2 separate regions of the Homo sapiens genome follow, and region 2 is linked to region 1. Evidence: read pairs that join two places in POLR2A ChIA-PET (ENCODE). Cell type or tissue: HepG2. All regions are shown on one strand. Links, peaks and the distances in the headings refer to the core of each region. The heading gives the core; the rest is flanking DNA. Region 1 has its middle 9.0 kb from the start of RHOB. Region 2 holds the start of HS1BP3-IT1 (HS1BP3 intronic transcript 1).

The links. ChIA-PET counts read pairs that join two places held together with the same protein. Peaks named below come from ENCODE experiments on the same cell type or tissue, not always from the same donor. Only the 100,000 strongest peaks of a DNase experiment are listed, where the experiment ranks them.
Region 2: POLR2A ChIA-PET joins it to region 1 with 20 read pairs; 27 of 35 experiments call an interaction of 5 or more read pairs at or near these places.

The regions. Positions count from the first base shown.
Region 1 is chr2:20,433,887-20,442,214 of GRCh38, forward strand. No RefSeq gene overlaps it. Among named protein-coding and RNA genes, the nearest start is that of RHOB, 9.0 kb to the right of the region's middle. In HepG2, for the core only: a CTCF peak has its summit at 3,378; DNase peaks (open chromatin) are centred at 3,334, 4,825 and 5,435; H3K4me3 peaks cover 585 bases.
Region 2 is chr2:20,588,651-20,596,978 of GRCh38, forward strand. HS1BP3-IT1 (HS1BP3 intronic transcript 1) reads right to left here and starts at 3,898. Exons shown (of 2, transcript NR_046836.1): 1 at 3,772-3,898; 2 at 2,125-2,597. It also overlaps a transcript of HS1BP3 not described here. In HepG2, for the core only: CTCF peaks have their summits at 4,078 and 5,117; DNase peaks (open chromatin) are centred at 4,091, 4,871, 7,311 and 7,814; H3K4me3 peaks cover 1,076 bases.

The DNA.
Region 1 (8,328 bases), core at 189-8,188:
TTAAAACCCAGATTCTGATCTTGTAGGGCCTGGACTGGGCTGGGGCCTGGATTCTGCTTTTCTACAAAGCTTCCAAGAAATGCCAGTGTTGCTGGTCCAGGACCATCACTTTGAATAATGAAAGCCTAATGTTCCACCAAATCCCTTCAGCTATGAAGCTCTAGGTGTACCCCTGAGGTCCCAGAGAGGACAAACCCTATGTGGACTGTGATGGGAGGGAGGAGGGGGACAAGGGCCTGGCCTGTGGGGGCTTCAGGTCTCCAGGTGGTTGACTGACCTCCACCATGGATACAGATGCAGCCCTCCCCGTGCCTCCTGTCTGTCAGCCATGGCAGGTGCCCGTCTCATCTCTCACCTGATAACCCAGGAGAGGAGAGTGAAATTCGAGATAGCCCAACACTCACACTCACACAAATACATGTACCACACACACAACACACCACACACACAAAAGATACACACAACACACACACAGCACAGACAACACACATAACACACATACAACTTTCTCTGAGGCTCCCAGGCTCCCACTGAATGGGAGAGGAGGTGACTGCTCGGGAGGTGGGGACATTTCTACCAAGAGTCCTGCTGTTTTCTCAAATCTATCTTCACCTCTCCACCTTTGCTCTGCCTGATAGCCAGAGAGGCCACTCTTTTTTTTGTTTGTTTTTGAGACAGGGTCTCACTTTGTCACCCAGGCTAGAATGCAGTGGCTCGTTCATGGCTCACTGCAGCCTCGACCTCCCAGGCTCAAGTGATCCTCCCACTTCAGCCGCCTGAGTAGCTGAGACTACAAGCACATGCCTGGCTAATTAAAATTTTTTATTTTTTGGTAGAAGCAGGGTCTCCCTATGTTGCCCAGGCTGGTGTCGAACTCCTGGGTTCAAGTAAACCTCCCATCTTGGTCTCCCAAAGTGCTGGGATTACAGATGTGAGGCATCATGCCTGGCCTAGGCCTCCTAATCTGAAGCCTGCTTCCCTCCTTCGTCCCTCTGTGAGCCATCCCCAACACAGCTGCCACCTCATGGAACAAAACATGTCACCTCCTTCTTAAAACCTTCAGTGGAGGAACATATTTACATAAAAAAACTCACTGACTCCCTTTTCCCTCAATTTAAATTGTTTACCTTCTCTACAGAAAAGAGTAAACATGGTAGGCCTCACTGCCTGTTCTTAGGAAGCCCTGCTTCATAAGAAGCACGTTGGTTCTTGCCTGGAGTTTGGAACAGTTCTCACCAGGAACCGACAAGAGTGGCTCGCTGTGCCTAAATTGTTTGTCTAAACAATATGGTTTATGCTGAACACCTGCCTTCCTTCTGAAAGTCTGGAATTTGGGTACATGCCAGGCAGAAGGTACCTATTTGACCACCCCTGAATTAGTCAGGGTTCTCCACACCAGAGAGAGAGAGAAAGAGAGAGAGAGAGAGGTTTTTAAAAAAAAATTTTTTTTTTGAGACAGAGTTTTGCTCTGTCACCAGGCTGGAGTACAGTGGCACAGTCTTGGCTCACTGCAACCTCCGACTCCCTGGTTCAAGCGATTCTCCTGCCTCAGCCCCCCTAGTAGCTGGGATTACAGGCACGCACCACAATGTCCAGCTAATTTTTGTATTTTTAGTAGAGACAGTGTTTCACCATGTTGGCCAGGATGGTCTCGATCTCCTCACCTTGTGATCCACCCGCCTCGACCTCCCAAGGTGCTGGGATTACAGGCGTGAGCCACCGTGACTGGCCGAGAGAGGTTTATTTTAAGGAATTGGTTCATGATTGTGGGAGCTGGCAAGTTCAGAACCCGTAGGGCAGATTGGCAAGCTGGAAATTCCGAGCTGTTGTTGCAGCCTTGAGCCCAAATTCTGCAGCTGGAAGCTCAGGCAGGGTGTCTATGTAGCAGTTTTGGGAAGAATACCCCCTTCTTATTAGGGAAACCTGAGTCTTTACTCTCAAGACCTTCAACTAATTAGAAGAAGCCCACCCTCATTATAGAGCATAATCTTCTTTACTCAAAGTATTTGAGTAATTTAAATGTTAATCAAATCTAAAAAACACTTTCATAGCAATATCTAGTCTGGTGTTTGATTAAATAACTGGGTACCATAGCCTAACAAAGTTGACATAAAAATTAACCAGCAGTGCCGGGCACAGTGGCTCACACCTGTAGTCCCATCACTTTGGGAGGCTGAGGTGGGTGGATCACCTGAGGTCAGGAGTTCGAGACCAGCCTGGCCAACATGGTGAAACCCCGTCTCTACTGAAAATACAAAAAATTAGCCGGCTGTGATGGCGGGTGCCTGTAATCCCAGCTACTTGGGAGGCAGAGGCAGGAGAATTGCTTGAACCTGGGAGGCAGAGGTTGCAGTGTCCCGAGATCGCGCCATTGCACTTCAGCCTAGGGAACACAGCGAGACACTGTCTCAAAAAAAAAAAAAAAAAAAAAAAATTAATCAGCACAGCCACCCAAGAAAAATCCTAGGCATCGATTCCTGTTGGTTGGCAATGTTCTACATGGGTTGTCACAACTCATTGCTGGGGTAATTAGCATGTCCTGTGTGATGCCACTGGGAAAGAACTCAGGATTCTCGAGAAGAACAATTTCGCTTGCACTTGACTTTCCCCAGACTTCATCTGTGTGCCTTTCCCTTTGCTGCTTTTGCTTTGATCCTTTTGTTGTAATAAATCATAGCTGTGAGTACACCTACATGCTGAGTTCTATGCATCCTTTTAGCAAATCTGCAAAATGAGGGGTGGTCTTGCAGACTCCAGATTTACCTTCAGGTGAGCCTCCCCATTTCCAGTAACTGCCACCTTATACCCCACATTCCCACCGTACTGAGCTGCCTAGTACCTGGATACGCATACCTCCATATCTAGAATGCCCTCTCTTCTCTTGGATGGCTAACTTCCATGCAGCCGTCAGGAACTCAGCTTGCTTTGGTTATCCATTGCTGTGGAACAAGCGATCCCAAAACATAGTGGTTAAGACAGCAACAGTTCATTATTTCTTATGATTCTGTAGGTTGATTCAGGCAGTTCTTCTTCCCATGGGGTTGGCTGCGGTTTTAGGGTGGAGGGTTCAAATGGCCCCAGAGTTGGTGGTAGTTGGTGCTGGCCACCTGCTGATAGCTTAGCTGAGGCTATGAGTCAGGGGCCCAATTCTCCTCAATATGGGTTTCTTCACATGGCTAATTGAGTCTCCTGAAACCATGGTGGGTATTCTCCAGGAAGAAGCATTTCAAAAGAGCAAGCCCCAATGTGCAAGTACTTATCAAGCTTCAGCTTGCATATCCATGCAATGAATGCTGATGTTCCATTGGCTAAGCTAGTTACATGGCCAAGCTGAAGATCATCACGGGAAAGAACTATGCCAGGAGATGAACACTGGGGGGTGCAGCTCATAGAGGGCCACGAATGTGCAATGTACCACATAGTACAAGCCTTCACTGACCTCCTTAAGCCCCTTCCCAGTGCGTACTCATTACAATACTTGCCACACTCAGTTGAAATAGTTTAATTGTTGAGTATTGTGCTTCTATTTATGGACTGGAGCTCCATATTTATGGACTGGAGCTCTTCTGAGAGCAGGGTCTGTACCTAATTTATTCCAGTATCCCATTCCTGACCCAGACTGTGTTTGCAGAATGAGTGCTTGAATCAGAGCAGCAACTATCATCACCCACCTCGTATTTGCCAGGTTCAAGCCCTGTCTCTACCTTATTTAGGCTTAGGACATTCAATAGCTGTGAGATGCCAACTATACACAGTCCCTAAGCTCCTTAAAGCATGGCAGCCTGTCCCATGCTTTACAGAAGCATAGCCTGTCCCTGCTATAGAGAAGGCACCTACCAGGCATTAGTGGAATGAATAAATGAATGAGCGAACTTTCTAGGCATGTCGTTGAGATTTCCAAGCTATAAGACCATTCGATCCAGCAATCTCGCCACTGGGTATCTACCCAAAGGCAAGTTACCTGCACTCTTAAGTTTATCACAGCATTGTTCACAATAGCAAAGATGTGGAATCAACCTAAGTGTCATCAGTGGATGGTGGGATAAAGAAAAGGTGGTGTACATACACAATGGAATACAACTCACCCATTAAAATGAAAAAAAAAATAAAACATGTATTTTGAAGCAACATACATAGAACTAGAGGCCATTATTTTAAGTGAAACAACTCAAAAAGCCAAGTACTGCATGTTGCCACTTATAAATGGGAGGTAAATAATGTGTACATATAGACATAGACTGTGGAATAATAGACATTGGAGACTTGGAAGGGTGGGAGCGGGTGAGGGATAAAAAATTGCTTGATGGGCACAATGTACATTATTCAGGTGATGGTTACACCAAAAGCCCAGACCTCCCCACTACACACACAATATATCCATGTAACAAAACTGCATCTGTACCCCTTAAAGTTATACAAATTTTAAAAATGCATCAACTGCTTTCTTAAACATACACTGTGATGAAGCTGAGCAGAAATCACATGACCCCACAGTCCACAAATAAAGCAGGTCTATCAAAGAGCTGTCAACGAAAGAGATTTTCTGTCCTCTCCTTTCCAGTTGAGGACCCTGAGGAAGGAGAGTTGCCCTTGCTGTGCCACGTTGTGCTGAGCAGCCCGGCTGGAGCAGAAGCACAGGGTCCTCCCACCAATGCGTCCTCTGCTCCCCTATTTCCTGGTCTTGGGCAGTGGCTCCTAATATAGGTTCTGTCTCATGCTATAAACAGCTACAGACACATCTTCAGTAGTAACGCACTGGAGTGTGGAAATCAATTGTGAATTAAACTCCTCCCTATTGCAATATTCTGACATCATAAGAGAACACAAGTGAATCATCCCTGTGTAAATATACTTTGATTAGATCATTTGCTTTCAAGGCTAAAAAAAGGGAGGAGAAAAAACTGGATGTTCTGTTCCCCTCTGGATAGGCATTGGGGGTAAGATTTTCCGCCCCTCTGTGTGGTAACCCCCCTCAGCTGGAATAACAACTTCTTACTTAAGACCACATTCCTCTAGGTTCCATTCTTTGAAATATTTCATTCTTTGGACCTCAGTTTAAGCAACTAAAATAAAAGATGGTCTTGAATAATAAAACTAAACAAAAGAATGTGTTTGCTTTATTAAAGGGATTTTTTTCACTTTATGAAAGGACTGACAGTATTATTTTCAGCAGGTGAGATCCCCCTTGATCTGTTCAAAATGAAAATGAAATTCATCTAGTTCAGGAGCTATGGACTGGTTCTGTTGGCCAAATCTAGCCTGCGCTGCCCATGCATTTTCTCTCTTTTTCTTTCTCTCTCTCTTTCTTCTTATATCTTGTTTAAAGAAATAGAGACAGGGTCTGGCTATGTTGCCCAGAATCGATCCCGAACTCTTGGGCTCAAGTGATCCTCTCACCTCGGTCTCTCAAAGTGCTGGGATTACAGTAATGAGTCACAGTGCCTGGCCGCCTGTGTATTGTTTGAACAACACAGTAGTTGATTTTTAAATTCTGAGCTTCTATAGCTGCATTATGACATGTTCTCCAGTTCTTCACAAATGCTGCCACTACTTGATGTCTCACACACAGTTGTTACCTGCAGGACCCCTGAGTTTTACCTCTCATTTTACAAATGGGGAAACTGAGACCTAGAAAGGACGGTTTGCTCAAGGTCGTGAAGCTAGGACATGCCAGGGCTAAAAAGCAAGTCTCCAGCTCCCTGGCACAAGACTCCCTCCCTTCTGCTCACTGCATCTCCACACCACTTTCTTGTAGCTTTCGTTAAATTAATAAAAGTGCAATTTCAGCATACGCCACTAAACTGGCAAGCATTTGCAGGGGTGGATTTTGTAGCGACAGCACTTACCCAATGGGAAGTTGTTGCAACCTTCCTCTTTCCTTTCTGTCCTCCCAATTCTCAGGGTTGGAGGAACCTCACACTTTGCTGTCATCAGGCAAACCTCATGCATGGGCAAGGAGCATCATTTTTCTACTTCTACCCATCACAGCTTCTCCTTTCTATCAAACCACACAAGCAGAATCTTTCTCCATATAAAATCCACACAGTAAATGTTTCAGATGGTACAAATGGGCTTGTCTTTCATTTTGAATTTTTTTTTTTTTTTTTTGAGACAAGACCTCACTCTGTAGCTCAGGCTGGAGTGTGGTGGCGTGATCATGACTCGTTGCAGCCTCAACCTCCTGGGCTCAAGTGATCCTCCCACCTTAGCCTCTCAAGTAGCTGGGACCACAGGTGCATGCCACCATGCCCAGCTAATTTATTTATTTATTTATTTATTTATTTATTTATACAGATGAAGTCTGCCTATGTTGCCCAGGCTGGTCTCAAACTCCTGGGCTCAAGCAGTCCTCCCACCTTTGCCTCCCAAAGCGCTGGAATTACAGGCATGAGCCACTGCACCCAGCAAAGCTTTTCTTTCTGGAAAAATCCTACTTGTTATTCAAGGCACTGTTCAAATGTTGCGTCCAGTGGGAAGCCAACTCCACTATTCATTTACATATTTTTAACATCATGTAGCATAGCGTGGGGTGTGCGGTGTGTGGGCCTACTTGCCTCCTCACCTTTCCCTCCTTCAGCTCCCCTTGTCTACTCTGTCCCCTCCATCTTTGTTTACTGACTTGAATTGAGAGGATTGAGGCTCATAGAAGACTTCCTGAAAACAATCCACACCCACCACTTTTCTACCAAAATTGAACAAGGACTAGATTTTGATTCTCTTTTTTGGAAAGGAAAATAGGTCACCATGCAAAAAGGCCCAAGCAGCTTCTCCTGTTCAAGAAAATGCTGTCTGGTGTTGGGGATGAGTTGGAGAGCTTTGGGGAGGGAGTTGCTATAGGGGAGGAGCTGAAAAGGACAGAGGTGGCAGGTATAGAAAGCAATCAGTCAATGCAAGAGGGCAGTCTCCAAATTGCTCCAAACCTCAGTGTTCATCTGTATCTGAACCTCTCTGAAACCCAGTGATGAGCTTAGGACAAATGAAAAGAAGTCTTACCAGCAGAAAGATGAACGAATTTTAGGGGACTCATGTCAGCACTGACTCTCCCTTGGGAGGATGGTGGCTGAAGGAGGAGCCAGGGAGCCATCTGAACTTGTAGACATTTTAGCCCAGTGCTGTCCAATAGAAATACAATGTGACTCAAATGCGTAATTTTAAGTTTTCTAGTTGACACATTAAAAAGCTAAAAAGATGGCTGAGTGTGGTGGCTCATACCTGTAATCCCAGTGCTGTGGGAGGCAGAGGTGGGCAGATCACCTAGGGTCAGGAGTTCGAGATCAGCCTGGCCACCACGGCAAAACCTTGTCTCTATTAAAAATACAAAAATTAGCCAGGCGTGGTGACACATGCCTGTAATCCCAGCTACTCGGGAGGCTGAGGCATGAGAATCACTTGAACCTGAGAGGCGGAAGCTGCAGTGAGTTGAGATTACACCATTGCTCTCCAGCCTGGGTGGCAGAATGAGACTCTGTCTCAAGAAAAAAAAATAAAATCTAAAAAGATGAAATTAATTTGAATAATATGTTCAACATATTAAATCTCATACATTTAAAAAAATCCACTATATCCAAAGTATTACCACCTCAACATGTTATTAATATAAACATAAAAATAAACTATTGTACATGTTTTTCAATCTAAGTCTTTAAATTCTAGTGTTTAGCTTATAGTTAGAGCACATCTCAATGTGGACACTAAATTTTTATCAAAAAGAATCTGCATTTAGATTTCATAAAATTTTCAGTTGAAAAAGCAGATTTACATACCCAAGTTGTTTCAAACATACCTAAAAGTTTCCATCAAATTGAATCAAATAACAGTTTTTAAATGTAATTAAAATGAAATGATATTAAAAGCCTAGTTCTTCAGTGGCATTAGTGACATTTCAAGTACTTAATAGCCACATGTGGTTACTGGCTACTGTATTGACTGTAGTTTTAGAGCGATCAGGAGCGGTCCTACTGCCCATTGCCTGTTCCCCTCGGCCTTGCTCTGGGCTGGACAAGTGGGGGGTTTGATCAGAGTTCAATGCCCATGTGCTTAAGTTTAATAGTCTAGCTATGGTGGTTCTCTTTTGAGCACAGCCTTCTCCTTCTTAGCTCTGGGACACACTGAGGGGAAGAGAAGGATATTTTATCTGCTGTTGCTCCTAGCTGGAGACCCCACCCAGAAAACAGCTTGAGTGGCCCGCAGCCACATTAACTCCTGAGTGAATGGACTCCAAATGGGCCAGACAGGACTGCCTCAGTTCTTCCACGTGAAATAATATAGCTAGTGCAACTTTTCCTTTTTTTTTTTTTTTTTTTTTTTTTATTGATACGGAGTCTTGCT
Region 2 (8,328 bases), core at 235-8,234, 150 kb after region 1:
GGCTCACAAGGCCCCAGGGTTTCAGCTCCCTCCTGGGAGCACACATCAGCCCATGTGGGAGCTTGCAGCCCCTCTGCCCTCCTCTCTGGCCTGTCAGTACCATCTCAAAAAGCAAGCTCCCTAAAAGCCATGTGAGGCGAAGGCACAGGACATCTCTACTCAGAAGGCTTGCCTGAGGTCCCTCTAACCTCACAGAGGCCTGTCCCCAAGGTCCCAGGCTGAGGCAGGCTCAGCCTTCTGAGAGCCTGATTTCCCCGGGGGAGGGCTGCCAGGTGGAGGAAGCCCAGGGCGTTCGTGCTTGTCTCATGATCTCCAGTGGGGACCAGATGCTGACCACTGAGTCGGCAGGGCTGGGCCCAAAGTCACCACTAACCCAGCACTGATCTCTCCATTTCTTCCATCTGGGCATCAAACTGTCTCTCCTTTCTGCTCCCTATTCAGCCTTAGCCTTGCCCTGGGGGCCACAGAATGGACCACTAGCCCTGCTTTGCATGGATGGGTGCATAGATTGGTCAGCAATGAGTGCATCCCCAGTCTGAGCCTTCACTTCTCAGGATAGCCCATCCCAGGTTCAGCCACTCCTTGTGGTCACTGCCAGGGCCTTCACCGTCCAACACATCCTCATCTGAGCACCCTGCAGCGTGCCAATGTCTCTCTGAAACTGTGCTGTTGGGGGGCTCTGACATGGGCGAGACCTCCAACCTCCCTCACTCTTGACACTAAACCCCTGTGGAACATGACCTAAAGGCCGAGCTTTCCTGGGGCTCTTCACATGTTCCCTGTCACTGAGCTCTGCTCCCCTGCATGCTAGGTGGGCACTGCTAGAGGCTGCCGATGAAGAGATCAGACCTGGCATTGGTTGACTCTGAAAAATCGACTGAGGGACAACACCCCCATAAGCGGCAGCTGGTCAGTGAGGCTGGACAGCTTCCAAGGGCCAGGAAGTTAGCTTGTTAGCTCTAAGGTGTTTTGCAGATCTGAAAACACCAAGTTCTAGGGTGATAAGCACCCCCAACCCTGAGATTCAGAGGATAGAGAATTCTAAGTGGCTCAAATCCTAAGGCAGTGAGGCATGGACCAGACCACACCCTTCCTGAACAGGGCTGCTTCCAGAACTGGAGGACTTGCAGCTATAGGACCCAGACTCCTCACAGCTGGTGGAGGGAGACTCCTCACAGCTGGGGGCGGGATTGTGGGGGAATTGGGGTGGGGGCAGTTGAGGGTTTCCTGCCTCACATGAAGAGAGAGATGACTGAGACTCCTGGGGGTCCTGGAGCCTCCAGTAGTTCCCCCTGGACCAATGGGTCCCAGCAGCTCTCAGTTCATTGCTGTGTCCAGGAGTCTGGTGAAGAGTTAATGCTCAATTAATGTCTGGAGAGTGAATGAATAAAGGAAGGAGGCTAGCACATCAGAGACCACCCGGTCTCAGCAGCTCTCAGGCTGCCCGTGCTGGAGTCACCCCGCCCTCCAGGCAAGCAGATGGGGCTGCTGAGGTGGAAGCTGGGGGCATTTGGCCCTGGTTTTCCTGTCTGAGTGGTTTGCACCCCCGGGCTCTGTGTGTGTTTTTTGGTGCAGCCACGGCTCCAGACTTGAGCCGAATTCTCATTCCCCATATCTTCCTCACTTCTGAGTCAGCTGTGAGCTCCACCTCTACCCAGCCTTCCAGGGTCTCAGGAGAGACCAGTGGTGTCTGTGGGGCATCCTCTGTTTGTTCTTTACTGAGGCTGGAGTCACCTTCTATCACAGACTATCACAGCCTCTCAGGGCTGTCCTTCTCTGTAGAAGGATGATGGGACCCGATGCCTCTGGGCCCTGCCTCACCCCCTCATCCCGGAGCAGCCCCACAGCCTCGCTCCCCTTGGCGATCTCTGGTTCCAGCTGTTGCTCTGTCAACCTCATTAGGTCACGTCCCCGTACTCCACCTCTTCCTCATGGCATGGCCCGGCCCATCTGACAGGTCCTCTCATAGGCAGAGCTGGACGTGTGGGCTGGGCCAGGCTGGGCAACTGGGCCTCTATGAATTTCCACAGATCCAGAGTCAACCCAGTGTGGATCCAGTGAGAACTTATCAAACACCTGGGCACCTGAGCTAGGCTAGACATCCAAGGACGCTGACTTTGGCAATCCTTGTTGGGACCCTGGAAAGGGCAATTTATTGTCTCCACTTGGCATTAGAGGAAACTGATGCTCAAAGAGATGGACCTCCTGGACCAAGGACAAAGAGCACAATCTGGACTCTACACAGACTTGTTTAGGTGCAAAGATTCCTATTCAATAAAGGGAAGGGAATCCAGGAAACTGCATCTCCCTACCTCCCTGCCCAATATTTGTCCATCAGGCTGCCCAGGTCCCCATGCTGTGGCAGGAGCGCCGATGATGAGTGCTGCAGAGACCATGGGAGGAATGCCAGCCTCAGGCCAGGATAGCAGGGCAGGCTGGTTACGTTGGGAGGCCTGGAGCCAGCCAGCCAGGCCCTGATAGCTTACAGCTGCTCCAAATGCAGGAGGCGGAATCAGAGCCTGCCCCAGCCACTGGAGAGGGACGCCTCCATCTGTGCTTGTGTTCTTGGGTGCTGCCAGCCCCTTCCTCCACGGGAGCTGCCAAGGAAAGAGCCCTTTTGTCATCTTCCCAGGCAAGAACAGCCATCCCGTGGCACTCACTCCCTGCACACTCCAAGGCCTCGCTTCTGCTTCATGGAAACAGGATTGAGTCTTGCTTGAAGCTGTGCACCACCAGACCACAAAAAGCCTCAAACATAGGTGTGGCCACCAGCCCCAGAGAGCCACAAGCACTCGGATTCTGGGAGCCCCAAGACTTGGAAGTTTCCCGTGGCACCAAGGCCAGGTGTTTATTGTCAAAGTTCTGGCCAGCCATGCACATTGCTGACAGTTTCTGTCCCTTTGGAGTTCTGGTCGACCATTGTGTTTGTTTGTTTTTTTGAGGAAGGGTCTTGCTCTGCCACCCAGGCTGGAGTACAGTGGCGCGATCTTGGCTCATTGCAACCTCTGCCTCCTGTGTTCAAGTGATTCTCATGCCTCAGCCTCCAAAAAATGCAGACATGCGCCACCATGCCCAGCTAATTTTTGTATTTTTAGTAGAGACGTGGTTTCATCATGTTGGCCAGGCTGGACTTGAATTCCTGGCCTCAAGCAATCTGCCCACCTCTGCCTCCCAAAGTGCTGGGATTACAGGCCCGAGCCACCGCACCTGGCCCTGTGTGATCTTTCTGAGAGTTTCTGAGCAGCGAACACCCCAGGTGGTTGCATGGGGGAGGCTGTAAAATCTGACAGCAGCTAGTGGGTCCTAGGGGGACGGTTCAACATCACGTCCCATGGATGGTCCAAGGACAGAACAGCCCCAGCATCCAGGCCAGAAAGCTGGCCCTGGAGGAAGTTGGTTCCTATCCTGTGCTTCTAGGCTGGGGTGAAGGTTTCCAGGAGGACACCTCCCTTGGTCACACTATTCTCCTGAGCCCCTCTCTCACATACGTGCCCTGCTGCTGCAACCCCCAGAGGGCTGCAAAAATTAGCTGGGTATGGTGATGCATGTCTGTAATCCCAGCTTTTTGGGAGGCTGAGGCACTAGAATTGCTTGAACGCGGGAGGCAGAGGTTGCATCACAAAATCCGCCACAACCCCTGGATTTCCTCAAGGGATTCCCTGTCTGGCCATCCACCTCCCCCGCCCCGCCCCGCCCATTCCTACTTCCCCTTTCGGGCCTGTCCCTCTCTTCTGACCTCCCCCATCCATCACAGTTCTAGCCTTCACTCACCTGCATCACCGTAGTGACTCCCCGACAGCTCTGTCCCTGCCCGGCTCAGACTCTCCTATGCAGCTAGGAGTAAGCCCAGGAGAGCATGTCCCTCCTCCGCTCAAGAGCTTCCAAGGGCTTCCCATCAGGATCAGTTTCCCAGGGCAGTCATAGCAAATGACCACAAACTGGATGGCTTGAAAAGTCTCCTCTCACAGCCCTGGAGGCCAGAAGTCTGAAGTTGAGGTGTCAGCAGGACCCTGCGCCCTCAGAGGGTCCTTCTTTGCCTCTTCCAGTTCCTGGCGTTCCCCCGCTGGTGGCAGCACCACGCCCATCCCTGCCTCAGCCTTCACGTGGCCTTCTCTTCTCCACTGTGTGTCTCTTACAGAAACACCTGTGATTGGATTTAAGGCCCACCTGGATAACACAGGATGATCTCATCTTGAGATCCTTAATTTAATTTCATCCACAGATTCCTTTTCCAAATAAAGTCGCATTCACACGTTCCAGGGGTTAGGATGCGAACATGGCTTTTTTGGGGGCAAGAATTCAACCCACGATATCACCTCCTTAAGGAAAATCCCAAGTCATTACTCTGTGCTTCAAGGCCCTTCAGGATCTGGCCTTATCCATGACCTCCAACCTCCCGCTGTCTACCCCACCACCCCTGACCTCCAGCCCTGTCCCCCCACTGTCCCCCCAGCACACCATGTTCCTGCTTCAGGGCCTTGGCAGATGCTGGCCTTTCCCCCAGGGTCCACACGCTTCCTCCATCAGCATCGTCAGGTTTAGTCAATTGTTTGGTATGGCCAGGCCCTCCCTGGCCACATTGTCTAAACTTGCAACCTTCCCGGAACACTCCCTCTTCCTCACCTGCCTTCTCTCTTCCTTACCACTCATCACCATCACACGTGCCGGCCTTCTCCTCATTTATGTTGTTCATTGTCTCCCCTCCCCTAGGCCACAGGCTTGTTTTGTCAGTTTTGTTCACTGCTGTGTCCCAGCGGCTAGAACAACGCTTGACACTAGTTGACCTTGGCTGAATGAATGAGTGAATGAATGAGCAAGAGTTTGCTCAGGCTGAACTCTGAGCTGCCGGAAGCCTTTGTAGACACCCCCAGAACATGCTGGCCCCACCTCTGAGCTCCTGGTGTACCTCGGTTCTCATGAGGCCCCCGCACTTCAGCCTCTGGTGATCCTCTTTTTCGAGCCAGACATGTTGGCTCAGCCAACACTCCCTGAGCCCACATCATGAGTCACCAGAGGCCCTTGACCCTTCCTCCCACAACCTTCCCCCACTGCGCCCGCTCTCACCCTGGTCACAGTTAGCCGAGTGTGTGCAGGGAACTGTGTATGAAGGTCAGGCCTGCCCTGCTGCCCCTGCTGGTCCCTGGAGCCGCCACGGGGATGGAAGAGTGGGTCCTTTTGATGCACTCAAGCCTGGGATATGGTCCTCCAGGGCCGGCATTGAAGGAATGTACAAGGGCTGCCCCAGGGCCTGCAACACTAACTGTGAAGAGTCCCCTAAAACTTCCCTGATGAAAACCACCACAGCCTCCATTTCAGAAGAGGGACGTGGGCTTCTTGCCATGTCTCTGCTGCTGATGGGCTCTGTGACTGGCACAATTTCCTTCCTGTTGCTGGTCCCCAGTTTTGTCATCTTTAAATCTGGGCATCGACCCATCGGGGATGGCTACAATAGCTTGCATCTTACACATTCCAACTCAGATGGCTCTGGCTGTGCCACTGGGTTGAGAAGGATTCTGAGGTTCAATCCAGGCTTAACAGGAAGAAGTGCAGTGATCCATTAGTGACATCTGCCATGGGTGTGGGGAGAGTGGGGGCCCAGGTGTGCTAAGGCTGGGTTAGATGCTTTGTGAGTGGGCTTTGGGCAACACGTCCACGTGAGTCTATGGATGCCTGATGATAGAGAAAAGATCCTGGAGGAGGTGAATGGGTCTGAAATGAGTGGCTGATGGCATCACAAATCCTTTTTGAGCTTACTTTGGTGCATTGAGGCAGCTGGCATGGCCTGCCTGCTGGGAAGGCATCAATGACCCAATGGAGAGATGGCTCCTTCCCTATGCTGGGGTTGAAGTTGCAGGGCAGTTAGGCTAGGGCCCTGCTCTGTGTTTTGTCTCTCAGGTGGCCATAGTGCTTGGTAGAAGAGGCTGTCCTCTGGCTCAGGATTTGCAGCAACAAGGCCAGCCTCTAGCTGGGCCTAGCCAAGTGCCCTCTGAGACTCGCTGGAAGTGAGGTCCCCTATCTCAATCCATTCAGGCTGCTACAACAAAATACCGTGGATGGGGTGGCTTAGAAATGGCAGACATGTATTTCTCACAGTTCTGGAGGCTGAAAGTTCCAGATCAAGGTGTCAGCAGCTTCGGTGTCTGGGAGGGCTGGCTCTCTGATTCCTGGAGGGGGCTGTCTTGCTGCATCTTCATGGATGGAAGGGGCAAGGGGGTTTTCCTCAGGTCTCTTTTATAAGGGCATTAATCCCAAACAGGAGGGCTCTGTCCTATGCCCTAATCTCTTCCAAAGGCCCCACCTCCCATACCCTCACCTTGCTGGAGAGAATTTCAACATACACGTTGTCGGGAGTAAAAAAACACTCAGATCATAGCATCTCGGGATAGACAGAGCCCGGCATGCCACTTCCCTGAATGAGGGAGACATTCTTGTAGCCTGCACAGCTGGAGCAGGGAGTGAGAGCCTCGGCAGCCTTGGGAGAAGGTGCCCTAATGTGACATGGCCTCAGTTTCCCAGCTGTGGGCAGAGATCACAGCAGCTGTCTCCTTTTCAGTCTGGACAGATGGCTGTGACCCACAGAAACGCCATGGCCCGGGAACAGAGCTGTGTCTACCCTGGGACACAGCTGTAACTACCCTGGGACAGAGCTGTGTCTACCCACGGGAAGGGGGATCCTTTTCTAATTTGTACAAAGGTGCCCTGGGGGTCCAGGTCATGCATAGAAAATTCCTCACCAGGCACTCACCAGGAGCAGAACCCTATCATCCTCCTCCTCCTCACAGTGACTCCTGCTCTAACAGAGGCACAGAGGCGCAGAAAGAGGGAGTTCCCCTGAGGCAGCAGGAGGGCTTCCTGGAGGAGGGAGGGTTTCGGCTGGGCCTTGCTGATCCTGTAGCAACCAGTGATTCTGGCCACAGCCCGTGCCTGCCTGCCTGACTCTCTGCGAAGGGACTGCAGCCTGCTCTGTGCTGCGGCCCTTCCTCGACATGGCTGGTTTCTTCCCTAGGTCTATCTTTGGTTCCTGCTGACTCTTCCGTGACATAAATGCAAATGAGACCACAGACAACTAGCCTCAAAGCCAAGGAAGCCGCTGGCTGGAGTTGTCTCCACAGTCCCCTGCTGGGCAGGGAAGTGGGCAGAGGTGATGGTCACGTCCATCCATCACGGCCCATCAGGGGAGCAGGCCTCTTGGGGCCCCTGACACCTCCAAGTGGCCAAAAAAAAGGTCATACCAGGAGACAGAGCCTTAGACTAACCAACAAGAGCTTCCCGCATGGCTGATGACAGTTTCCCACGTTCTTTCTTAATCACTGGGACCTTAGTTCAAAGGTGATCCTGTGTGGAGTCCTGAAATGTAAAGCAGAGTGGTCCAGAGCTTACCTCTTGCCCTGAGGTCTTTTCATCAAACCTAGGGCTCCTTAGGGCACAGTAGCTTGAAAACCGCTGACCCACAGGATGTGACTCAAATTTCTAAAGCTCTCACAACTCTCCCCTCCTTCCCCGTGACACTGCTCTAATCCCACCTCTGGGTGTACCAGATACCTCTCGCTCCTGCCTTGGCCCTTTAGTATTTTGATACTAGCTGCTTTGTCAAAACTCCTTCAAGACCCCAGCTAGGATACTGCCTCCTCCAGGAAGCTTATTCTACTATCTGAATATTTGTGTTCCTCCAAGATTCTATTCATCTGCTCAAACCTAAACCCCCAAGGCGCTGGTATTAGAAGGTGAGGCCTTAGAGCAGGGATTAGGTCATGAGGGTAAAGCTCTCATGAATAGGATTAGTGACCTTATAAAAGAGGCTCCAGGGAGCTGCCTTGCCACTTTCACATGTGAGGACATGGTGAGAAGACAGCAATCTGTGAACCAGACAGCAGGCCCTCACCAGGCACCAAATCAACTGATGCCTTGACCTTGGACTTCTCAGCCTCCAGAACTGTGAGCTATACATTGCTGTTGTTTATAATCACCCAGTCTATGGCAGTTTTTATAGCAGCTTGAAAGGACTAAGAGAATTACTTTTATCTCTTCCCCCCACCCACATACATGTGAGCAGAGTGGTCCCTTCTTCCCCTTTCTGTGCTGTACTCTGTCCTTCTACCCATCACAGCCTTCCTCCTGCTGTGTCTGAAGCACCCATTTCTCCGTTTGTCCTACACACAAATCTCAGCTCCTTCAGGGCCTGGTGTTTTTCCCCCTCTGCATTTCCTGGGCTGGACCCTCATAGGTACCCCATCAGAATCTTTCACTGCAGACCCGTGGCAGCCAGCAGGTGCCATGGCTCCCTGGACTCTGTGGGTAGGATTTGGGCAACTTGAATGTGTTTAGGAT